Linked DNA regions of Mus musculus: all the other regions are linked to region 3. The links are chromatin loops, found by intact Hi-C in ENCODE. Cell type or tissue: left cerebral cortex. All regions are shown on one strand. Region 1 has its middle 65 kb from the start of Ibtk. Region 2 overlaps Ibtk (inhibitor of Bruton agammaglobulinemia tyrosine kinase). Region 3 holds the start of Tent5a (terminal nucleotidyltransferase 5A). Region 4 holds the start of Elovl4 (elongation of very long chain fatty acids (FEN1/Elo2, SUR4/Elo3, yeast)-like 4). Region 5 has its middle 66 kb from the start of Gm26146.

Region 1 (5,000 bases), 360 kb after region 3:
TTCCTTTGGGCAGTGGGAGAGAGGGAGGAGGGGTGAAGCATTTGAAAACCCTTATTTAAAATAGGTTTTTTAAAAATCTAAGCCTACATATTACTAGTTTGACTAGTTTCATAGGCTTCCTATGTAACCCTAATGTTAGGGTGGTCCTGAATAATCTCCCAGAGGGATTCCCCCCAAAATATGCAAATAAAAGGGAGAAATTGCACTGGCATTTTACAGGTTCCAAACAAACCTGAAAACAGAGATCTTTGTTCAGCATCATAATCTGCAGATTAACTTAACCATGGAGCTTTTCAGATAAAATCAGTATTCTTCACAATCAGCAGGTCACTTTAAGGTACAAGCCCTACGCTACACAGACATGGCTGCTTTAAAATGCCTCTGAATTGAAGGGCACTACAGTAGAATTCATGAGAATTCAGTAATAGTGGTTCACTACATGGCACGAGAGCATGTTACTAATGAAAGAAACCCTAATCAAACTTTGTAAAAATTATGCATGCAATCCAGTTACATATATGCATTTTTATGTAATTACTTACATATGTGTTATATATATATTGCATAAAGTACATCGTTGCCTTTGAACTCTGAAGATCATGGAGGGCAAATAATATTAAAGGGAACAAAAAAAAATCTTAATAATCCTGACTTTCACTTTGTACGGCTTACTAGCCTGAAAAGTGAATGACAAAAAAGTGCAAAGTGAATGTTTAACACCTACCTAGGATTTTGCTTTCCTTTACGTCCTAGTGGCCTTCTTTAACTCCGTGTTCACTGTCTGCACAGCCTGAGAGGATGCTCTGTCACTTTCTCCTAAGTCTAATGTGAGCATCAGACCCCACCCCCTTTCCCTGTCCTTGAATCCCACACTCTGTAGAATTTAAATAAAGACCTGTTAGTGACAGCAATAATGACAATTAGCTCAAGAGTATAGATTCGGGCACACATCACTGGGTCCATACTGTAAGCCATTCTTTCCCTAAGAGTTCTCCATTTCTATTACGATTGGACAATGAATCAAGGGCATGGCTCTGTTTCATAGCACAAAAGGCTGAGAAACCCTGAGTGTTTCATGGATTTTCCTCTTTGAAGAAAAAGGAAAATTCACGTTTTCTTTCCAATTTACTACTATTTCCATTTTGCTGTTCTGAAAATAAAAGGAATCATAAACTGGATGTTTCTTACTGGTAAGCAGCTCTAGTAATTTGTTTTAAACTTATTTTCAAAATCCATACAGGACTTACTCAAGGACAGGGACACACACCTTAGAGACAGATTTTTGTCTAAAATGTAAAGTTAACAAAAACCCAATTGACTTAATAACTAAGAGCATCCTGTGATACTGTTAGCAGAACTGTTACTTCTACCTTACAAAGTGCTTTCAAAGGAGCCAGACATCCTGGTGAATGCTTATAATCCCAGCACATGGGAGGCAAAATTCCAGATCTGTCAATCTACACAGTATATACAACCTGGACAGAGACCATGGCTAAAATAAACAAGAACCCAAAGGGCTGAGCTAAAGCATTTAGTAGCGTCAGCCACATGCAGTTTTATGAAGGTGCGTTTCAATTTCATATTTTTTCTTATTTTGTATTATACACTGTGCTTTCTTCTCCTGATTTTTTTTTCTGCTGTTATTTGTTTTTCAGAAGCAGTTCTTTTCAAGTTGCAGGTCCGTGTCTCTGGGCTGTCCTTCTACAGGAGTTAGAGACCACCATGCTGAAGTTCCAGATGTAGCTACACAGAGATCAGGGGCACTGTTTTTGTTCTCAACCTGTGAGTCTCAACCCCTGGAGTGGGGATGGGACAACCCTTTCACGGGGGGGGGGGGGGGGGGGGGAAGGCCATCAGAAAACACAGAAAGTTAACTTATAATTAATAACAGTAGCAAAATTAGTAACGAAGTAGCAGTGGAATTTTATGGTTGAAAACCACTGCCTTAAAGTGATCAACTGGCCAGTCAAGTGGATTTCATTAAGAAACTGAAAATGTTGGCATTTCTCTCTTGGTGTCCTCATGGGACAGTAGACAGTGGAACTCTAGAAGCTTTCTACAAGCTGTCAGAAAACCCTACGCAATGTTCGTCGACACATGGATGCATAATGAAACGGGGTATATCTACACAGCTATTAAGAAAAATAATGGAATTCATAAATAGACAGACCTGGAAATAATCACTCTGAGCGAGGCAACCCAGGTATCCAGAGATAGGCATCACATAGTTTCTCTCACCTGTGGAATTTAATTTTGAATCTTTTGATATATTTGTTTCATTTGGGACGCAATACCCACAGAAGTCAGGAAATTACTAAGAAGTGGTGGACAGGCTTTCAAGGGAGGGGAGATGGAATACACTGGCATAAGAGGTTAAAGGAGGAATTAGTTACAGAGGAGGAAGGGATAAATCGGAGTGGGGGATGGGAGGACAGAGTAGACGAGGGAAACCTGGAGGAATAAGTAACACAGAAGACATCGGAGTCCTAAGAAACCTCCTGATGCAGCAGCTTCCTGAAAATACACTATACATACACACACATAAAGTAGTAAAATGGAGTCATCCTACAACAGCTCAAGAATGTTCCTGCTACACACAAGAAGCTAACAAATAGAAAGTCTAGTTCCAGGAAAGGGTTGCATTTTGGGGGGCTGTTGGCTACTGAGAAGACAAAAGACCGAAGATGTATCTTTTTTCTCTTTTCAATTAGATGCTTTGCAGGACCTGCTTAGCATGCAGTAAGAATTCCAGTTCAGAACATCAGGGAAAAACATCGTCAGACTTTAGCTGAAAAACCACCACAGAACAAGGAAAACAGGTGTCCCGGCACCCAAATGGCTGTTCAGAACCATCTGTAACTCCAGTGCCAGGGCTCTGGTGCCCCCTACTGGCCTTTGTGGGGAACGCAGTGTACAAACCAAACACATTTACAAATAAGTAAACATTGTACAAAGGATGGTAAATGGATGCTAAGACCAAAAGTTTGAGTTTGTTTTGAAGGAGTTAGAGCACAGTAAACACAGTAGGCACAATAAGAAAAACACAGGGAAGACTAAGTAGACAACACGGACAAGAAGGCGGCCGGACAAGAAGGCGGCGTGGACAGATGCTGGAGGACCACCCAGTGTGTGGGATGCATAAACAATGAGGAAAAGGCTAGTCGCGACCCCGGGTTCTGCCTGAGTGATTTGGGCTTTTGGGCGGATGACTACCATACAAGGAAAGAATGGGACTAGGAGGAGCTTGCTTCAACACAAGTCAACAGCTGGCCAGGAGCTTGAGAAACAGCTCAGAAAATGCACAGGCAGATAACCATGTGGAACCTTAAGAGAGGACACCTGGACCGCAACATGTCTCCAATCAGTTTCCAAACTCTGCTTGGAAGATGGCTCTACTTTTTTCCTGAAAACATCTCTGTATTAACAAATCTGAAATATCTGGACTACAAACTTTTTATTCCTATATACAAAAGTAGTCTTTTATATCTCTGTTTCTTGGTAAACTGTTATAGACAAATGACAGTTTCAAAAACAGCCTGCTATAGTTGAAGAAGAACCATACTACGAAGAGAGATGGTATTCCTATTGGTCACTTTCTTCTGTATATAATGGAAAACCAATAGGGTTTCTTTATATCTACAATTTTAAGAAACAGCCATCAACCTCAGTCATTCACACACACACACACACACACACACACAAGTATCTCTCACCATGTCCTTTTTAAAAAAAAAAAAGATTTATTTTTTTAATGTATATGAGTATACTGCAGCTGTACAGATGGTTGTGGGCCTTCATGTGACTGTTGGGAATTGAATTTTAGGACCTCTGCTTGCTCTGGTCAACTCTGCTCACTCCGGTCGGCCCCGCTCCAGCCCGAAGATTTCTTTTTTATTATTATTATACATAAGTATACTGTAGCTGTCTTTAGACCTGTCAGAAGAGGACATAAAATTTCATTATGGGTGGTTGTGAGCCACCATGTGGTTGCTGGGATTTGAACTCAGGACCTTCGGGAGAGCATCCAGGGCTTTTACCCACTGAGCCACCTCACCAGCCCTCACCATGTCCTTCAAAAGAGCTACAAACAAGCTACCCACCCATGGCTGGCCTTCAGACCAGGTTGTTGTTCCCACATAAAGCAGGATTTTCCAAAAAGACATGTTTTAGAATTTAGAGACTTAGTCACCAAATTCTGTCAACAAATTCACCTGTAGTTTCCTTGGTTTCAAATCTTAACACAGTCTCCTGCTGGATCTACCTCATCCAGCATCGCCTTTCTACACAAAAGCTCTGGCCTTGTCTAGGTGATCGTTAAAGGGCCGCGCTAGCCTAGCAATCACACAAATTGATGACTCACAGATTTTCTTCAGTTCTATTGGTTTTCTTGAAGCTATGCAGCTAGAGGTGGATGGGTGACTTCAGGAAGAAGGGACTGTTAGGGGAACTCCCACCACCCTCCTGGGTTTTCAAGGCGACATATCAGCTGTCACCTTCATGGACTCGTTCATGAAAAACTGAAGTTCACGGCGGGGCTTATCTTTCACTTTCCCGCAGAAGCATTTCTTCCCATATGAAAATTTGTAAAGTAGCTCACTACACAAAACAGACCATAAAGGACAGGCAATCTGGTCGTGGTTTATAAAGGAAGGACAAGAGCCCCATGCTGTCAGCCCCAGCTTACACTCCTGTCATCCAACTGCCACAGGGATTCCAGAGGGCACTTCACAGGCAGAATGGAGGACAAGAAGAAAACCGCCATTTACAGTGTCTTCAGAGTATCAACCCTTCCAACAAGTCAAGGACTTTGGAAAGCTTCTTTACTGATATCACAGAGACGTCGTGAAATTCATTTCTTCTCAAATTACTCAAATATATAGAAAAAAATTTATATTCTATAAGTGGAATTTTTAGCAGAGTAAAAATATACAACTGACCATCAGTGTGGCCCATTGGGGAAATAATTACAGATAGCTAGAAATTCTTCCCTCCAGGTGTCT
Region 2 (5,000 bases), 370 kb after region 3:
TGAATCTATTGGGGGCAGCTCATCAACAGCCACACTTCAGATGCTGAAAATTATCCAGGCTTTCTGGGAAACAACTAGAATGTATCAGTACTTTCAACAATACACAAATACTGTAGAACTGATAACTACTTATTTGTTAGGTAAGAGCAGTTAAGTCCATAGTTACGAATTATTAAAGGGGAAGAAAGCATAGGTATAATCAAAGTATAGAAACGTCACAAAGAAACCTGTTATTTTACACAATTAATATTAGCCAATAAAGGACTGAAAATGGTGTGTTATAGACTAACAAAACTAAATTAACAGTCTTAGGAGGTTTCAAACCCAGGGTCTACTGGATAAATGCAAATTAAAGCTTTAAAAATAACCATTCTATTTTAGGAAGGACTGTGATACAGGAGATCAGAAACAAGCCGCAATGGTTTGTATGACCCTGACTTCATAAATGATGACAGTGAAGAGGGACTTCTATTGAATAATGTTTCACTGAAACATCAAGCTGGGGACGCAGACTTAACACAATGGAGCTTGGCTAGCAAGTCCCAAAAAAAACTTTTTAAATGACAAAAAAGCACAAAAATATGTTTTGTAAGATTATAATCCCACAACTCTTTCCACTAATAATCTTTAATGGATACTTATATTAATCATTTCTTTATCCAAACAACAGGGAGTCATCAAAATTTCATCATAAAGTACAGGAAAGCTACTAAATAAAATAGCTAGAAATTGCCGGGTTGTGGTGGCACACACCTTTAATCCCAGCACTTGGAAGGGAGAGGCAGGTGGATTTCTCAGTTCAAGGACAGCCTGGTCTACAAAGTGAGTTCCAGGACAGCCAGGGCTATACAGAGAAACCGTGTCTTGAAAAACCAAAAAATAAAAAAAGCTAGAATTTTTTAAGAGTTCTAAACTTTCAAATAATATAAACTTATTAAGTTTCAGATTCTAAAAACAAAACCAGACATTCTAATATGTAGTTTGTATACAATTAGTCTTCTGAAAAAGAAAAATATACAAAAACGTTATATGAAGTATTTTTAAAGAATTTTGTTTAAATTGAAAAGTACTGTCAAATTTTGATGTGAAAAGAACTAAGCTATTTTTGCTTAGACAATATCTTTTAATTTATAAGATTTTATACTAGCTTTATTTTAAAATTTTACATAATATTAGAATTAATATAATCATAATAGCAATTTTTTCCAGAAAGAGCTTTTCATGGTGATTAGAAACATGGCTCACATTTCCCAGTCCAGAGCTACAGAGCTACTTAGGTGAAAGGAAAATGAAAAAAACAGACAAGGAACAAAGAACTAAAAGAAAGAGCACAAGTCCTCCGTCCTGCATTTTAGCATCCCCTGACGACACTGCCTTTTCTGCTTGCCCATGCCTTGGGGGTAAAAAAATAATAGTAATAATTTCTTCAGTGACATTTTCTCCAATCAAGACAAAAGTGCATGTTGTATAGACGTTCCTCAGCTGTGTCCTGACCCTTGCACTCTAACCCCAAGGGCAACCAGCACTCCTGTCTTCCTGCTTTTCACCCACTACTTCCTGTTTATGCTTCCCTTTCTCCTAGTTTTTCATTTCTTCTTTAAAATTCTTAGTCCACATTTCAAAGTGTGTGACAACAAGGAGGATCAATAGTGACTGTGCTGTTCCACAGTCACACATTACAACAGGGAGGTCACGGCTGCAGCAGCTGAGGCTGTGTCCAGCACATGACTTCCTTCACACACAGCGAATTTCTCTGCACTGCTCTGACTTGTCATTTCACTCTGGCATTGCCATTCAATATCTGTATACATATTTTCATTTATTAGCAAGACTAATAAATGAATCCACTATGGGCTGAGTCTGCATATTGTATTTTTCCATATGCCCAACAGAAGCCAATACAATGCTATGCTCCTACCAGGTATTCCATTAATTTGGTGCATCTTTTGTTAGCCTATAGTGTTCTATATGTCCTTTTTAAAAACAAATTTACTTGTGAACTACAGGTTTTGTATGATTAAATAAAGCATGAAACATAATCTATGCTTTTTTTCTATATCCTTTTCAATGAGAGCAATCTATTTAAAAATTAGTTCCCATTCTAACCATCGAGCTACTGAGACATGATCTTTCCACTCAGCCTTCCAAAGATATAGGGCCGCATATACTCCTCACAGTTTAGTCCCAATGCGACAGCACACTCTAGTGACCAACTAGCAAACCACAGATCCTTAAGATCTTCTTAGCTCCACGACAAATAGCAACTTAATGAAAAATTAAAAGCCCAATGTATACTGCTAGGATTTAAAATGTAAAATACTATAAAAATAAACTTAATTTTTATACTTTCAAGTTTGTACATCAGAGATACCCAATAAAATTCACTATATTCAAAACAAATATTACCTGAAAAGGAGTTGCAGTAGTAATTTATTTTTTTATTCAGTCAAATACCAAGTACTCATTAAATGCCCATTTCCAGCCTGTGTATGCCATGCCTAGCTACGAGAAACATCATTTTTGCTACAGAGATGCCACATTCTTTCATCTGAGATGAAAACAGATGCAGCACATGTACGAGCGCCAGGTGTGGTTCTCACACCTTTAATCCCAGCCCTGGGGGAGAGGGACACGGATTTCTGAATTTGAGACCAGCCTGGTTTACATAGCAAATTCTAGGCCAGCCAGAACTATACAGTAAAATCCTGTTTAAAACCAACCAACCAACCAAACAAACAAACAAACAAAACCAAAAGAATTACTCTAAGCATGGTACAGAAGCACAACAGAACTATGTCATGACCAGAAACCAACTTACTAAAGGAAGTATGATGTCTCTAAACTATGCAACTGCAAAAACCATGAAAAGTTGGAATAAAAGGTTAAAGCAATAGAAAGGACGAAGGTTCTGAACAAAAAGTCCAAAAAAAATATAATACATGGATAACTTCCTAAGACAAAGGAAAAGAAGTTGACAAAACCCAGGCTATATATCTTGAAGGCCATATTAAGAATTCTAGCGTTTCGGGCTGGCGAGATGGCTCAGCAGATAAGAGCACTGATTGCTCTTCCAAAGGTCCTGAGTTCAAATCCCAGCAACCACATGGTGACTCACAACCACCCGTAATGAGATCTGGTGCCCTCTTCTGGTGCGTCTGAAGACAGCTACAATGTACTTAAGTATAATAATAAATAAATCTTTGGGCCAGAGCAAGCAGGGACTGAGTAAGCAGGGTTGACCAGAGGGAGCAGAGGTCCTAAAAATTCAATTCTCAACAACTACATGAAGGTTCACAACCATCTGTACAGCTACAGTGTATACTCATATACATTAAATAAATAAACAAATCTTAAAAAAAAATTCTAGTTTTTATTCCAAAGGCATAATAAGTCCTGTATTTTTAAAAGAGAATACAAGAGTTTGATGTAGTGAAGCAAGGAAGACAACTAAGCACAGAGCCACTATTATAACTAGAGTAAAAGTCCAGAGGGTATGAGAGGGGGTGAGAGCCTTGGTTACAATGTTTAGTGTATATTTAAACATTCAAGAGCTAAAACTAGCTTTATATCCTCATGACAGTGTGTTACTGAGAAAAACAAGAAACTAGCAAGCACTGCTTAGGAAGGAATGAAGAGCAGGAAGAATGGGTTGTTTATGGAGCATCTGCAGTTTGTTTGACTTTGGGTTTGTGTGTTAATTATGAAGACAACTGGTCCTACCAAGAGGACCACAGATGAAGGTAATCTATTGTATGTTATCTGATAACATATATGAAAATAGTCTATGGGATATTATCTGCTAACAAGACACATGCTCACGATACAGATAGTATAGAAAGTCTAAAAAATAAAATGAGAAAATGACCCACACTTGCAGTTCTAGTAGAGCAGACCCATCACAGGGCACCATTAATGTTAGCCAGTTTAGTAATAGAGCAGAATCCAGAATGGAACCAAGTGGGAACTGATGTCTCTTGTAGGACACATCTCACCCGACTGCGCTTTCAGACCGGTGGGGCCATGATTAGAATAAACACAGCAGAGAAGTGGGAGATCCATTATTCCACCCAGACACACTACAAAGTCCAGGCTGGCATCCACAATCCTCCCCCAGCCTCTCAGACAACAGCATGGCAGGCCTGAGTCACCACACTTACTAGGACTTCTTAAAAATGGGTTTATAGGAAGAAAAAAATTGGAAATAGTGCTTGACATTACATAAAACATTAATCTGGTCACAACTGACACCACCACCCTGCCCCCCCACACACACCCACATACACACACCCACTCTCTCTCTCTCTCAACTTTCTGGAAGGGTATATGTGTGAATCCAACCACCTGAAGTTTTTTTACTAGCCTTCTACCAATCAAGAATGTTCATTTGCAAGTACAATTAAGAAGCCAGGTGTGATGGCACAGGCCTATAATCCCTGTTCTTGGGAGGTGAACGCAGGAAGACAGGAATTCAAGGCCATCTTCAGCTACACACATACTAAGTTTAAGGCCAGCCAACTTGAACTATAAAAGACCCCATCTCAAAAAGAAAAAACAATTACATACCAAATTAGAAAAGACAATTTAATTAAAATGTTGCTACTAAATTATGGATAAATCTTCATGTATTATGTAGGCATTTACAACATGAATTGTCTTTTAAAGTCAGTATAAAAAGTGCCTGAATTAGGTAGTATACACTTGCAATCCAGCACATAGGAAGCTAGGGCTGGAGGATCCTAAGGTCAACCACACCAAAGAAGTCCCAGGCTAGCTTGGGTTATGAGATCCTTACTCAAAAACCAAGAACTGACTAAATAAAATAACTTGAGTTAAAACCAGAAACACTCAAAGTTTAATAACAGATACTTGGAGGTGGGCTGCGGTAGACCAACACCAAGAGATGTGCTTCAGCAAGTTAAGTGGAATCGACTGCTGATACATAACAGCATGGATAGGCTCCAAAATAATGGCAGTAGAAAGGTCAGATGTTATGAAAGGAT
Region 3 (5,000 bases):
TCACCCCTTCGGGCAAGAAGTCTAACAGGCAATCCAGAACGACGTCCTTCACAGTCTGAAACTCCTCTTCCCCACGCAGGTCAGCGCAGAAGATGAGGTCCAGGTCCTTGTAGCCTAGGCCACTGTCCTGGTGCAGGACGTGACTGGCGGCTGAGCCGTTGAGGCGCACGTCGCGGACACCTATGCCCTTCTCTTCCAGGCGCCTCCTCACCACCTTCACAATCAGGCTTGGCTGCAGCTCGAGCGTGGGGAAGTTGCCGCGCCCGTGGATCGGGATGGTCTCGCTCAGAATGCCGTCCAACCGCTGCACTTGCTCCCAGTTCAGCACATTGCAGTGCGCCGTGGGGCTTTCGCAATAGTCCGAGCAGCGGTCGCCGAAGCTGCTGCCGCCGCCGCCGAAGTCACCACCCAGGGGGATGTAAGGGCCGCCGGTCAGCTCGTCCTCTGCCATGGCAAAGTACCCTTCGCCCTCGGCCATGTAGTGCCCTCCGAAAGCCACTTGGCCTTGGTCAGTCCTAAGAGGAAAGAGTGGATTTAGGGGAGCGGCAGAGAGGTGTGCGGGTGAGGGGACAGGGGTCCCGCCGAGGGGCCTGGGCTTCCCCTCCCCGATCGTGACGCCCATAGTAGCCCTCCTCCCCCAACCCTCACCGACCCCAATGCCCAGCCGCGCGCCGCGCCCCGCAGAGCAGCCCCGCACCAAAAGTATCTCTGATGCATCTGGAAAGCACAAGCGAGAGTCCCGTCTGTGTCACCTGGAGGCGGCCGCCCCTTCTAGGAGCGCAGGCGAGCGAGGAACCGCGAGGCGGACACACTTCGCAGGAGCTGCGAGTGCGCTCCCGGCAGCGGCCCGCGACTTCTCCGCGCCGACCCCCGCCGCGCCCTGAGCGTTCCCGCCCCTTGCCCGCGCCCCGCCCGCGCCCCCGCTGCGGTGGTCTCGGAGGTGGCGGCTCTCGACGCCGCCGATGCCACCGCGCACACTCGCGTCTCTGGAGCTTTAGCAGTTGTGCGGGGGGAAATGTCTTCAGTACTTTTTTTATACCGGGCTTCTCCGCGCTTCCGGGGCCCCAGCGCGCAGCGCTCGCCACACCCTCTCATTTGCATAGAGCACCGCCCCCAGCGCTGGGTGGACAGTCGCCGGAGCTCAGAGCTGCTGGAGCTAGGCCAGGGTGCGCAGCCCCTGGCTATGAGCACAGACAGATGCCTGTGGCTCCTACGTGTAGATTTATCCATTTCTGCACGTCCACACACGCGCGCGCGCACACACACACCCCTAAAGAGGAGACACTTTGCCTCAAATGTGATAGATGGCCATCAAAACCGGATCAGGGTTAAAAATCACGCAACTATAGAAACTTCCCAAGCCTAGCCTTCTGGCCGGGTGGAGCGCGTCATTGCCGCGTAACTGGGTCTCCTGGAGGTTCCCTCAACAGTGTCCGTTTGTGGCTAGACCGCCGATTCCACTCTGGACCCTGGGCCAAGTGTGGTCTCCAGAGGCAACTGGTCACGCACGTCAGTCTCTGTGAGGGAGGGGGAGGGTTTGCTGAGAACTGAGTTTCGATTCTCGAAACCTCGAGAAGTGCTGGTGGGGGGGTGGGGGTGGGGTGGGGAGTCCGGTACCAGCCAGCCAGCCTGAGTGCGCGTCCAGCTGCTGCCCGCGAGCTGGGCAGGCGCGCGTCTCCTATCACACAGCTCCGCGGGCTCGCGGCCAACCCGCGGGGTCTCGGAGCGCAACCCCAGCAGTGCACGAAAAGCGGCCGCCAGGGTGGCGGTCCTTCGGCTCAGACTTGGGAGAAGCGCGTTCCTCGCAGCCTCTAAGGTTCTCAGTTCTTAAGCGGATAAAACGTCAATGATCAAAGTAGGCTCTGGCTTCTTACCGGCCATTAAGGGCAAATTTAAAAGACGAGAAGTTTCTCCCCCTCCAGCTTCAGTCGCCAGTGGAGTGCTTAAGGGTTGGAAAAGGTTATCTCTGCGCTCTGGCACCGCACTGTTTGCTAGAAAGCTCCCTGCTTTCGCTTGTCCACTTCCTCCGCCGCCCCGCTGCTGCCTCCGTTCAAAGTAATGCTTTGCAGTCCTTGATCCAGGTAGAGGCTGTGAGCCGAACGAGGCAGTCAGGGTAGAGAGGAGAGGCCCTGAGATGAACAGCCATTACCCCCATGACCCTAGACAACTTCAGAGAATCAGCCTCTGAATTTAGGGAGCCCTGGTCTAGAAGCCCAACCTGAGTTGAGGGATGGGATGCAGGGGTGTCGCCCACGCAAATCTAGCTGCGTGACAACGCCGCCCCCTGCTGGTGCCCCGTGGAGCTGTGAGTCCACAAAATGGAGAAACTAGAAGCCAGGCTTTCTTAGCATAGGCCGAACCTAGGCCAAATTGGATTGAGCGATGAAAAGGAGACTTGGATCCCAACCTTGTTCTCAAATCCCACTGCTTCCTTTCAGGACATGTCCAACCATGAATGCTACCTAGCAACACATTTTGTATATATGAAATTGTCTGTGTATATGTGCTCGCGTGCCTCTGTGTGTACGACAATCTCACATGAGCTTGCATGTGACAGTCTAGCTATATAGCTCAGACTGACCTAAAAATCAACCTCTTCTGGAGTGATGTGATTACATCTGTGAGCCACCACCTCCACCCTGAGCTCTTCTACACACCTTACAGCCTTCAGGCCAAGAAAGGGGCCATAGGGGGTTGGAAATAAAGGGATTAAGAGGTAATGATCGTGATGGGCTCAGGCCTTGAACACTCGTTTGACTGTGAATGCTCTCGCCCTAAGAGATGTCAGTGGCTTAGTTCTTCCGTCTTGGGGGGGGGGGGACACTGAGGCAAGCACCTGCAGCAAGGGGGACAAGTAAGAGAGGAGAATACTCTTCTTTCTTCCTTTTTTTTTTTTTGGTTTTTGAGACAGGCTTTCTCTGTATATCCCTGGCTGTCCTGGAACTCACTTTGTAGACCAGGATGACCTCGAACTCAGAAATCTGCCTGCCTCTGTCTCCCAAGTGCTGGGATTAAAGGCGTGCGCCACCACCTCCCGGCGAGAATACTCTCAATAAAGCTCAAAGATAGAGTGTTTACGTAGCTCTCTCTGAATTTAACGAGAAAGAGAGAGAGAGACAGAGAGAGAATAAAAAATATTTTCTTGATAAAGTACCAGGAATGATTTTCTTCAAAGGCTGATAATTTTGAGTCTTCTTAAAATAACGTCAAAGTGGCTGGTCATATATTAAATACATTGCCTTTATATAAAAAAAAAAGCAATAGTTCAGCCCCACTCTCATTACTTTGTACAGCGTTTTAAGCTTCCATCAAAAAGCCTGAGGAAAATGAAGCTGGAAAATAGAGTAGCCTGTGAGCAGACTAGCTCCTTACTCACACGTGCGATGTGTCCTAGGAGGCTGAAGACTCAACTGCTTTAGAAAGTTGCCAGGGCGGGGATCCTGACAAGAGGGCCCAGCCAGAGCTTCTACCTTTCCACTTCTTGGGCAGTTGCATCCTATTCTCTAAGTGGGGAGACACCACTCCCCCCCTCAAGAATGGGCTCCCTTCTTTGCACAGCTGCTCCCAAGATCTCTCCCAAGAACAGGAGTCTTGGCTGAGACAGGCCTACTGTGCCATACCACGTGCTAGGGAAAAGAAGAGTCCCAGCCACTGGCCATGGTGGGGAACACACCATTTCCTCTAGCTGGCAGTTCTTTGTGGATAACACTTCCTTAATAACAGAGCATTCCACACTGCCAGGCTTAACTAGACCCTCCTGCCTGCCTCCCAGACTGGGACATCTGGGGCAACTCACTCTTGGCTGTGCCAAGGAAGGCAATTGAATTATTGGATTAATATATGCCTGCTGCATAGAAAAGCTACGGGTTACACACTGCTGAATGGAAGCATATGTTCTTCATTGCTCCTCTTCTGTCGTCAAAACGAGGTAATATTTATATTCTGGAAAACTGCAGCCGTCCTTACACGAAACTGCAAAGTTTGCAGTTGTGAGCACCCACTTGCTTTCTGTGGACGGCCAATGGAAGTACTAAATAAGAAACTCTGTGTTTCCCAGAACATTCACAGCCAAGACACTTCATAGCATGGCTATTCTGGGATTAGATTCACATGGACTTGATGTTTGGAGAAAGGATAGGAGGCTTTAGCTTCTGGGCTTATTTGGTAATTTAGTCTTTCCCCTTGAAAATGAAAGAGAAGAAAGACCAATGGCAATAGGATAAGGCTAAAGCCACCACAAGGAGCTGGAGAGACAGTTCAGTATTTAAAGGCACCTACTGCTCTTGTAGAGGACACCCCCCACACTCCCAGCTTGGTTAACAATACCCATGTCAGGCAGCTCACAATAACCTTAACTCCAGCTCCAAAGGAACCAAGCGTTTCCACATGCCCCGTAATATACACTCACGTATGCTGCACACACACACACACACACACACACACACACACACACACACACAGATGGGGGGTGGCATGGGAAGAGAGATTCAAGTGATTGAAAAAATTCTGGAAATACTAAAGCCACCACAAAACTGAAATCATGTATTTAGACTACTTCTTGGGAAAGCAAAATATCTTTATCTGAATTTTTTAAATGGAAAGCCTAGTAGAGATCTTTGAGGAAAACATATCATTTATAACTAGTTGTTCTTGATTTGCAACTTATAGTAACAATCAATCCAGATTTAGCGCACAGTAAGAGAAAGTCCAATTTTGGCCTTAATATTAAATATGCTAGTGTGCACCACACAGTATGCTCAATTTTTTTGTTGTTTTTTGTTGTTGTTGTTGTTGTTGTTGTTGTTGTTTTGTTGTTGTTGTTGTTGTTGTTGTTGTTGTTGTTGTTGTTTTTCGAGACAGGGTTTCTCTGTATAGCCCTGACTGTCCTGGAACTCACTTTGTAGACCAGGCTGGCCTCGAACTCAGAAATCTGCCTGCCTCTGCCTCCCGAGTGCTGGGATTAAAGGTGTGTGCCACCATGCCCAGCTATGCTCAATATT
Region 4 (5,000 bases), 1.5 Mb before region 3:
GGGGACCCGAGCGCCCCCAACAGCCTCAAGGCGCTGGGTAGGGGGCGCAGGGCCTTGCCTAGCGCTGAAGCCGGGGACTGGCGTCTGAGCCGTGGGCAGCCCAAGGAACACCCAGAGGAGATGGGTGAGGCCCCTCGCCTGTACCTGCAATGGTCCAGGTCCAGCGATAGAACTCCACGGTGTCGTTGAATGCCGTGGACATCGCGTTCAGGACGCTGCCGGGCTCTGAGTCCAGCAGCCCCATCTTGGCGAGGAGAGGTACGAGCAGCGGCGAGAAGAGAGGCTCCGATGGACCGTGGGCGACTGCGGCGGGAACCCTGCTGGCAGCGGCGTCTCCTCCTCCTCCAGGCGCCGCGACTGGGGATGCAGGCGGAGAGCAGCGGCGAACAGCAGAGACAAGAAGCCGGAGGGCGGAGGAGGAGGAGGACCAGCCACGAGCGCCCAGCGCTGCTCCTCTCTGTCGCCGCGCGCTGCCGCAGCTCCAATCCCCTCGCCCGCATCACGTGGCCGCGCGGGGCGGGGCGGCGCCTCCTCTCGCCCCGGGCGCGGGGATGCTGCGGTCGCGAGTGGTGGCCGGCTTGCGCAGGCGCGCTAAGGCCAGCCCCGGGCCACCACCTGGGCCACAGGAACGCCGCAGGGGGACACCTCGTACCCAGTCCTCCTCCCCTGCCTTCCTGCCCACGGTTACCTCTGTTCTGCCGGATGCAACGTGGGAAACCGGACGGGAAAAAGTGGGAGTTTGTGGGCAAAGATGAAGTACGCGATGCATTTCTGGTTCTTGCCTATCATTCACCTCCATCACATGTGCTTTTGCTGTCTTCGCCTGTGGCACGTGCTTGTCACCCAGACAAGGAAATGCGGGTGGTTTCACTGTAAAGGAATGCCATTTGTCTTAAGCAGCGGCAAAGGAGAGTAGTCTGTGGTCACCCCGTAAATATTATTAGCATGTAGTTAAATCCTTGTGAGTATTGAAAACAGCGACACTGGCCGATCAAAGCAATATAATTGTACCAAATTAGGCTATTGGTAGTTCAGAGAGGATGGAGCCATAAGAATAGGCTAAAAGAGTCCACTTGCACCACATGAGATTCAGGTCAATCTGAAAGGGTGATGCTGAGGAGAAAAAGAGCAGTTGACTTGTGAGAAGAAAGCAGTCTCTATGAATAAATAGCAACAACAATAACTGCAGCAACAAAATCACACTATGCCATTTTTATAGTTTCTGACATAAAGCAAGATTTCAGTGAATGGTCCAATAACAAGTTCATATGCGTTTTATTCAGATGTGCCATCCACTTTTGTTTCGGCTTTTTTTCTCCACTTGACTGATTTAGAATGCTTATTTTAGAGGTCACTGAGTCAAATGCTCAACGTTGTTAACATGAGTACTACCTGAGCCCTAACTCTGTGCTATAAATAGCAAGTCATAAATATTTATGGTGACAAAATTATAACGCACATCACTTCAGAGCATAGTGGGAGTTGTTTAAGTAGAGAGAGCTTCGGCGAGGAAGGCTAATTAAAGGTAACTGATTTGCTATATAACTCAGACCCCCACAGCCTTCTTTACATGCTTTATTCTGAAATCAACCAAATGATATGATTTATTAATTTGTCAAATCTGCTTGCCAGAATGAAGTTTCTCAAATTAAAGAATTTCTTACACCTCAATTCCTAGTTACGAATCTAGTAACTACAAAGAATTCTAGTCAAATTTCATTTCCTTTGTTAATGTGAGTATGAGTTAGGTTTCCCTTTGCTTATGGTATTGGTTGCTACCTCTGTATTGTCTTGGAGTCTTGGATGTTTTTATGATGGAGAACAGATTCCTACCCTCACCTCACAAAATGTCACCGTCTTTGCTTATTTAATATAATGTGGAATCATTAAGGCAGCTTTATTCAAGAATTTTCTTGGAGCCTCTCTTCTACAGTGGAGGTCAGTTTGAGTTCCTTGTTCACTAGGGGGCGCCTGTCACATAAGGAAATCATAGACAAGCCCCATCAATGTTAAGTTAGAAATGGCAACTATATTGTTAACATTTTCTCTGCCTTACTTGGGGGCATAGTCATTTTTATTTATACTTAGGAGCTGTTCAAGCACATAAGAAGAAACAGTCTTAGGATGTATCCACCCTTGAGCTCTATTACTTGGTGTGAAGATTACAGTCCATTACTTAATATTGCTTAATTCACAAGTAGTTTACAGATACCAATAATCACACAGAACCAAAGCTTGCGTCTATGGTTTGAAAACATCCCTAGAAGTTCATGTGTTGTTGGATCTCAATCCCCAATACAGCAAGGTAGAGAGTTGAGACCTACTTGGAGTGGTGTGGATCATGAGGGCTCCCCTTTCATAAATAGATTAAGTAGCAAAGCTTTTTTATTTTTTTGACCAGGCTGGCCTCAAACTCTAAAATACACCTGCCTCTGCCTCCCAAGTGCTGGGATTAAAGGTGTGTGCCACCACTGCCCAGCGCAAAGCATTTTAAATTGTGAGTTTGGTCTCTCAGAATAAATACTTCTTAGTCGTCTACTTTTTTTACCATGGAATGATGCAGGAAACAAAAGCACCCTCACTAGATCTAGTGCCTTGAATATAGGCTTCCTAGTTTTATACTGTAAGAAATAAATCTGTATTCTCTACAAGTTACTTAGTCTTTTGAAAAGAAGCAGCTTTGAAGTGGGGTAATGGGTAGAGACTGGAAGAGCTTCAAGGGTTAGCTATAAAATTGAGGTTTTCCCAGGAACTGTTGGAGCAGCAGAGAGAGCATGGGGAGGAAAGACTGCATATCTTTATACCTAAGAGGTCACCAGCAGTAGAAGCACAGACAGTATGGGACATTCTGGTGATGTTGCAGAGAGAAATAAGAACAGCACTGAAAACGGAAGTAAAGTGAAGTTGGCTAGACTGCGCCCATGCCTAGGGATGTATGGAAACAGATTAGGAGTGATGAGCTGAAGTATATGAATGATAGAAGAATTTTCAAACCAAACGATGCTAGCAATTGCTTTTAGTTGGACTCATTAAATGTGAGAGACCTAGCAACTCTCTTGACTTAACAACTCATGTCTATCCCCAAACCTGCACATATCCTTATGGCTCTTTCCTCCTTCTCAAAACCCACAGAAGCCTTCTGGGACAAGGACTTTTAAAAGGAGCTTAAGTCTGTCTGGAAAGCTGTGTTTCAAGGCTGGGTATGTTTTTGGTGGGGGCGGGGGGGGGGAAGAAGATACTTGTAAACTCTCCAGAGCCAACAAGAATATACAGCTCTTTTTAAAATTTAAGTTATTTATTCTCAAATGAAACTAAATCTAATTTGAGCAAGAGATACATTTATCTGTCAAAGGAAAGAATGACACAGTAGCACTGTGACACTTAGTAGCAAACCACCCAGAAAGAGGCCAAGCTGGAGAAAGGTAACTTTCTTATAATTGACTAACTCCCAAGAATTAGTGGTATTTTTATATCAAATTACAAGCACCATTTCTGCTAAGACAATTGAACCCAGAATGCATGTGATAATGTACCTTCAAATATTCAAACAAATGGAAAGTTAGATAAATAAAAGTATATTTATCCTTCCCACTGGTATTTCTAGCAGTTTTACTTATAATCACTGTATGCTCTAAACAGTCAAAATGTCCCTTAATAAATAGATGATAGATAGATAGATAGATAAGACTGCCACAAAAGAATCTAACTATGTTACAAAATATTGTTTCCTCTTAAAAGAAAGAATATAGAGAAGACACAGACAGTTTCAGTAGTAGCTTATTTAACAAAGCAGAACAAATCTAATAAATACAATACGCCATACAAACATGGGGACAGACTGACCTCAAATGCATTGTGGAATTATAAGAAGTATCTTATAATAATATTTCTGAAGTGGGTAGCATATTTGCTAAGGTAAGATAACCCCTTCCTCCTCTCCCAAATCATGATGGTCTATTACCCTTTTAAAGAAATTCTTCCCATAATCCCCTTGAACTGTTACAATAGGGTAGGGATGTCAAACAACAATGTAAATATTACAATAAAGTCAGGGTCTTTGGAGATGCATACTCATTAGTGTGCATGTATGTCAATTTGGAAAGTTCCCTAGTACCTCATTTTGAATATATCAAGAAGAATCTAATTTCACATTCAAGAATATTTAGTCATAATGAAGCATTTTGTCAGACACATCTGTCTAGATCCAGGTGGAATTCTCTTTCATTCCTTCACATCTAACTTATCTATCTATCTATCTATCTATCTATCTATCTATCTATCTATCTATCTATTTACGTACTTAGTATTTATTTGTTTGTTTGCAGTTTTCAAAGACATGGATTCTCTGTGTGACTGTCCTGGAACTCCCTCTGTAGACCAGGCTAACCTTGAACTCAGAGATATACCTATCTCTGCCTTCTGAGTGCTGGGGATAAAGGCACGAGCCACCACTGCCAGGCCCACATCTAATATTTTATCTAAGCAGGAGACATAGTCATCACTATAAAACCTTTCTTGGTTACCTCATACTTAATTTCTTGTCTTCCTTATCTCAGAAATATCTGATGGAATGGGATCAGAGTATCATTTCTGACCAACAAGATAGGTCAGTAAAACTGACAAAATGGCACTGCTGTCAGCCTGCACGGCTGATGATAAGACCCTATTGATGAAGACTACACATACTTAATGTAATAGGACACAGAGAACTCAACCTGGTACTCAACCGCAAGCCTTGCCCCCACCCCTACTGGCTAGTGCTTATAGTGCTCAAGGATGCTATTCATGATACTACTGTAGAAAAGTGATGGTCCATCTCACTCAGCTGTGAAGCCTGAGAGCTGGATAGCAACCTTCCTGCAAGATATGTTCACTGGCTCAATGGCACAATTTAAAGCCCCCTATGAGATAGAGCTCATAGCTGACAATGTTAACGAGGCTGGGAAACTGAGACTAGATAGGTCTAGTAGGTAGTGGTATACCTACTACATTTTTTTTTC
Region 5 (5,000 bases), 1.1 Mb before region 3:
GTCCCCTCAAATGTAAGTCAAAAATAAAACCTCCTCCCTTTTTCCTTTTTCCTTTTTCCTTCCACATAACATGTTTATTGATGGTCTGGGACAATGAGATTAGTAGTTGATATACGAAGGAACTCAGTTGAAAATTTTCCATCCCCCTTTTTTTTATATATAGTATTGATTTGGTATAGTCTGAGTATTACATTGCCACATTTCTGTCTTCTACTGAAGAAGCAACTGTTAGATTTTAGCCCCACACTGTCATGGACTGAATGAATGAGCTATTCCGAGACCCATTCAGGAGTATAGAAATTGCTCACTTAGCTGCTGAGTATACTGCAAACATTTATTATGCATAAGCCATCTTTGGGATTGGTGGCCCACCATTGGATGTGTGATGTGATCAGACCACACATTATTTGATCAATACAGATATTGAAGAGCTAGCTCATCACTGAGGGGCTTTCTACTTTTAAAGCCCTGTGTGGAATGTGGAGTCTACTGAAACTGTTGGTTTTGATTACGGATCTGTTGTCAATCCTCTGGGCTGCTTACCCTTCTTTGTATAGGTGTTGAATCCTAGAGTTCTGAATAGACATTTTAAGGTACTTTGCCTGAGAAGTCCAGGTTTTGAATGTGATGTTGATACAGAATTCAAATGTCACAATGGCATTTATTGTATATTGACTGAAAATTATAACACCTATTACTTCACTGAACTTTAATCTGGCCAATAAATCAAAGTAAATATTAATGAAATCAAACCATTTTGACTTTAGTAATCTTTTATGATTCTCTAAAATAATCAGACTCTCTACTTCATCATTACTGGCTAATAACCAAAAATAGATGAACTGTGTGGCCAATAATTGAACTCAACCAGAAAAAAAGGATCTACAGGAATCTCATCCTCTTTTGTGAAAGCCTTTGTGCTATTTTGCTTTATAAGACTGTGGTCTGATTTTAAACAGAGGAAAAGATGAAACAGACACTTGTTAATCACACTGGAACTTCTGAAATAACTGTTGCTGCAGGAGATGTTGTCTCAGTATTTCTCTTAAATTTTGCATGAAGACATCCACTCCCCTTGGACACTGCAAGTTTCAGGGGGTGATTTAAGCAGTTCTGAAACACATAATGTCCTTCCCAGTCCGAGTATACAAGCATCACTCCTTGGCATCCATTTAAAAGCAATGCCTTTCAGCAAAGCGAGACGTCTCTCACTTGTAATTGCTCACTGAAAATGTGTTTTCTTATGAGTGCAATCTCTCATGCAAGCTGTGAGGAATAGGGATGGTACCCAGGGAGTTAGTAAAATAATATTGTTGTTTCTCTAGCTAGCTTTTCCAGGTGCAGTGTCTGCCTCTTTCAAACAAAATCTAGTTTCGGAATAGAATAACCCCTCGGCAAGTATCAATAGTCAGAAAAACCGGAGAGGTACGGGACTCATCCAACACAAACAAGATTAAAAATTCAGAGAGAGACAGAAAGCTGGATGTGCAGTGAGCGACTTTTCATCAGCATGTCTGTCTGAAAGAAATTATTTCCCAGTGTTCTTCTTTCCTTTTCTTCACGAACAAGGTCAAGGGTGGTATTCCCAGGCATAATAATGAGGCAACTGTTTTAGGCAGGGAGAAGCATTAATAAACAATGGTGAAGGTTAAGAAGTAGCTTTGATGTTCTGCCCCTTCAAATTGATGTCACAGCCAGAGAATCAGCAGCCCTAACAGATTCTCTGCTGTTCACCCAGGGATCTGCCCTGTGTTTTCCCAACTGCACAAAATTAGAGTCAGGTGGACTTGGGCGTGGTGGCTCGCAGTGTGGAAGAGCTCTTTTGTGGATGCTGACCTGTAGGCCTCCCAAACTCAGTAACTAGTTCCTCTTATTTATATTTACCATTAGGCTCCTCTTCACCTCCAGCTGCGCGGATGCTAGAGCCCTGAAGACAGGAGGAGCAGGCTGGGAGCCAGCAGAGGGCGCATGGCACCCTCCAGCTCCAAGCCAAGGACGCTTCTACCTGTTTCCAGGCAATGGACCAGCCCATTGTCAATAGCAAGGCTGTTTTTTTCCTCAAGCCAGTGTCAGGCAGCTCCTATTGCTCCCTTTCTGTCAGGAGCACCTGGAAGTGCAGACATTGAAAACCCACCAGGCCAGCCTGCAGTATGTTTATCAGAAGGGACCTTAATGAGTCATCCTGTTTTCAAATGGAAATTGCCTGGAATTTGCACATGCACTTTGCAACTGCATTTAAATCAGGCAAACATTAACTATTAATGTGGATGATGTGGGGACAGAAAGATGGGTACAAAACACCAGAATAGGGCTGTATTGTGGCAAGGCCACTCTGTGGGAAAGTTGTAGTAGGCCTGGGTACAGACTATAGCTTACAAAAGAACAATGAAGGACTGAAGAGATAGTTCAGCAGTGAGGCACACTCAATGCTTCTGCAGGAGACCTCGGTTTGGTTTCCAGTAAGTATGGTGGGTCACAACCACATGTCACTCTTGTTCCAAAGGATCCAATGACACATTCTTCTTGCCTCTGTGGGCACCAGGAAAGCATGTGGTGTACTTATATACACACATGCCGTCTAATACTTATACACATAGACTGAAAATAAGTGAACCTTTAAGAAAAGAACAAAGAGGTGGGGCTAAAACGGAGACAGCAGGAGGAGAGTAGTTATACCATCTAACCCTTTGCAGAGTCTCAGGGTGGTGTCACCCGAGAACTGGATGATGTCACATGCCTACTGTGTTCATTCAAGTGATATAAATAACAAAGAGAAAGGAATCTACTGGTTTATGCCTAAAAATTTCTTTGAATTTACACTATTTTATTAAGCAGTCTCTCTTTCTCTCTCTTCCTTTTTGCTTTTTTATACACACACACACACACACACACACACACACATATATATGTTTAATTCTCAAAGCAAAAGTATGAAGGGTGTCATTATTACCATTTTTTTTCAGATCAGTAAATTAGAAGCTAGAAAGGTCAAGTAACTCAATAGAGAAGTAGCAGGCTGAAGTTTTAGCCTTGTGAAGTTGCCTTTAGCAGCTAAACTTAAACAGGAGGCCACGATATCTTGACAGTGTATTTCCAGTACCTTGCCTTACTACTTTGATTCCTCTGACTTACCGGGACTCAATGTTTTTAAGCCTTTACTGGTCATTTAACCTTCGATTTCCAATTGTTTTCTCTGTCAAAGAGGCTTGGCTTATTAACCTAATGAAGACAAGTCAGAAGCTACCTATGTGACAGCCAGACCTGCTCAGTGAGGTGAAGCACCGAGATGAACCTCTCCTCTAAAAGCTTAGGCTGCCTCAACTTATAACCCTAGTTTTACACATTTTACCTTTTGCAATGGGTCCCCCTCTGCAGTCCTCAGACTTGCGATCCTTCTGGCATGGGATTATGGGGGTGCATCCTCACATTAGGAGACCATTTTCACAAATCATAGTGAACATAGAACGCTACCTGGAAATGTGGTTCCAGCAAGTGCAAAGAACTCCCATGTACTGAGCATCCATTTTATAGGAATGAGCTGGATCATTAGCCTGAATCCATGGTAGTGCCCACAGTAAGTGATGCTAACCGGTATCTCTTAGCACAAGCCATTTAGTAACATATGAATTCTTCTTACTTACTTTAATCGAATTCGCACTTCCTGTGTTGCCTATAAGACCAAGCTTTGCTGAGCAGCTTGCTGAATATAACTTTTTATCACTTTCTCTGGGCTAGAATAGTAGAGTACTTAAAGACTTTAAAGAGACTCCCCCTAGGTTTGACCCTTGTCATGATGCATAGCGAGCTGTGCGCTCTTCAGTGAATCATTTAATTTCTTTGTGTTCCGTTTATCAATGACATGGACCTAAGAGCATCAACCTTGTCGAGTTGTGTGTGGTTGAGATGAGTGAGTTGAAGCTGCATCTTTGGAATGGCCACGGAGTTCATAAGTCAGTATTGCCAGTGTGGTCTGTGGTCGCCATCATCTGTGTAGTCCATAAAGTCATCTACAGATTGCTTACGTTGGAGCAATGCTCCTTTTTAAGGCAGCCTTCCTTTAGAACACAGACTATGTTTGGGTTTAGAAAGGGTTAATGGATGTAATGTGTAGTACTAGCTATCTAAGTTATGTGCTTGTCCAAATACGGGAGCAATTCTATTGAATGAGTTTTCCTATCAGCAGTGGAGGCTGTCTGCATGTAGGAGAAACAGAGTTCGGCCTCACCACCATCTGTCTGTCTGTCTTCGGGTTGTTACTTCATCTCTTAGAGACTCAGGACTTTCTGTCTGTTTTTATCTTATGGAGCAGAAATGGCAACATTAAGAGACCTTTTCAAGAGCAGTGTTTCCAGTAACTAACATGGGTGTTGAATAATATAGAGATGCTTTACTTAAATTATGACAAAGTCTGTGCTGTGACAGACATACAAAAACATGGACTATGTTGATTAAAAACATGCTGTGAACGTGTAGAACAGAATAAGAGGCTAAAGAGTGATGTCAAAGAGATGTAGAAAACATGGAAGCCTTCCTAACAGAGGATGCTGGAAAGTTTGAGAACTCTTAAAGTCACACGCGACATGATGGATTCTTTGGCCATACCCCAAAGGAAAATGCCTTTTAAAATTATTCATAAGCACATGAAATTCTTTTCCATTTTTTTCATGGTGTGGTGAGCTCCCCATATATTAGCTTCTGGCAGGGTCTTGGGAGATGTCTCAGTGGGTAAAGTGCCTGCCGTATAAATGTGAGAATACAGTCCGATCCCCAGAGCCCATGTAAAGCCATTTGCAGTTCTGTGGGTTGAGATGGGAAGCAGAGACAGGAGAATCTCCAAAAGCTTACAAACCAGGGAGTCTGATGTATGCAACGATGAACAATGGACCCTGTGTCAATCAAAGAGAAACAGAGGAACTGACCCCCCAGAGAGTCGTCCACTCTGTGACCCTGTGTGCCATGTGGACATGCGTGTGCTTACACACAGAGGAATTTAAAACAGA

Evidence for each region. A loop is a pair of places that touch in the nucleus more often than their neighbours do. Peaks named below come from ENCODE experiments on the same cell type or tissue, not always from the same donor. Only the 100,000 strongest peaks of a DNase experiment are listed, where the experiment ranks them.
Region 1: it touches region 3 in a loop (2.6-fold over the local background); 8 of 42 quality-filtered maps call a loop at or near these places.
Region 2: it touches region 3 in a loop (2.9-fold over the local background); 8 of 42 quality-filtered maps call a loop at or near these places.
Region 4: it touches region 3 in a loop (13-fold over the local background); 4 of 42 quality-filtered maps call a loop at or near these places.
Region 5: it touches region 3 in a loop (9-fold over the local background); 12 of 42 quality-filtered maps call a loop at or near these places.

The regions. Positions count from the first base shown.
Region 1 is chr9:85,682,323-85,687,322 of GRCm38, forward strand. No RefSeq gene overlaps it. Among named protein-coding and RNA genes, the nearest start is that of Ibtk, 65 kb to the right of the region's middle. In left cerebral cortex, a CTCF peak has its summit at 2,899 (motif pointing left); no DNase peak of the experiment used is centred here.
Region 2 is chr9:85,691,732-85,696,731 of GRCm38, forward strand. All of the region lies in intron 26 of Ibtk (inhibitor of Bruton agammaglobulinemia tyrosine kinase), which reads right to left. Among named protein-coding and RNA genes, the nearest start is that of Ibtk, 55 kb to the right of the region's middle. In left cerebral cortex, CTCF peaks have their summits at 2,209 and 3,144 (motif pointing left); DNase peaks (open chromatin) are centred at 2,186 and 4,116.
Region 3 is chr9:85,326,291-85,331,290 of GRCm38, forward strand. It overlaps Tent5a (terminal nucleotidyltransferase 5A), which reads right to left and starts at 860. Exons shown (of 3, transcript NM_001160379.1): 1 at 753-860; 2 at 1-515. The coding sequence starts at 478. In left cerebral cortex, a CTCF peak has its summit at 2,293 (motif pointing left); DNase peaks (open chromatin) are centred at 307, 831, 1,163, 1,477 and 2 more places; H3K4me3 peaks cover 2,301 bases; H3K27ac peaks cover 1,601 bases.
Region 4 is chr9:83,805,795-83,810,794 of GRCm38, forward strand. Elovl4 (elongation of very long chain fatty acids (FEN1/Elo2, SUR4/Elo3, yeast)-like 4) reads right to left here and starts at 511. Exons shown (of 6, transcript NM_148941.2): 1 at 145-511. The coding sequence starts at 244. In left cerebral cortex, a CTCF peak has its summit at 1,954 (motif pointing right); DNase peaks (open chromatin) are centred at 460 and 1,962; H3K4me3 peaks cover 1,252 bases; H3K27ac peaks cover 1,055 bases.
Region 5 is chr9:84,251,456-84,256,455 of GRCm38, forward strand. No RefSeq gene overlaps it. Among named protein-coding and RNA genes, the nearest start is that of Gm26146, 66 kb to the left of the region's middle. In left cerebral cortex, a CTCF peak has its summit at 1,944 (motif pointing right); a DNase peak (open chromatin) is centred at 1,930.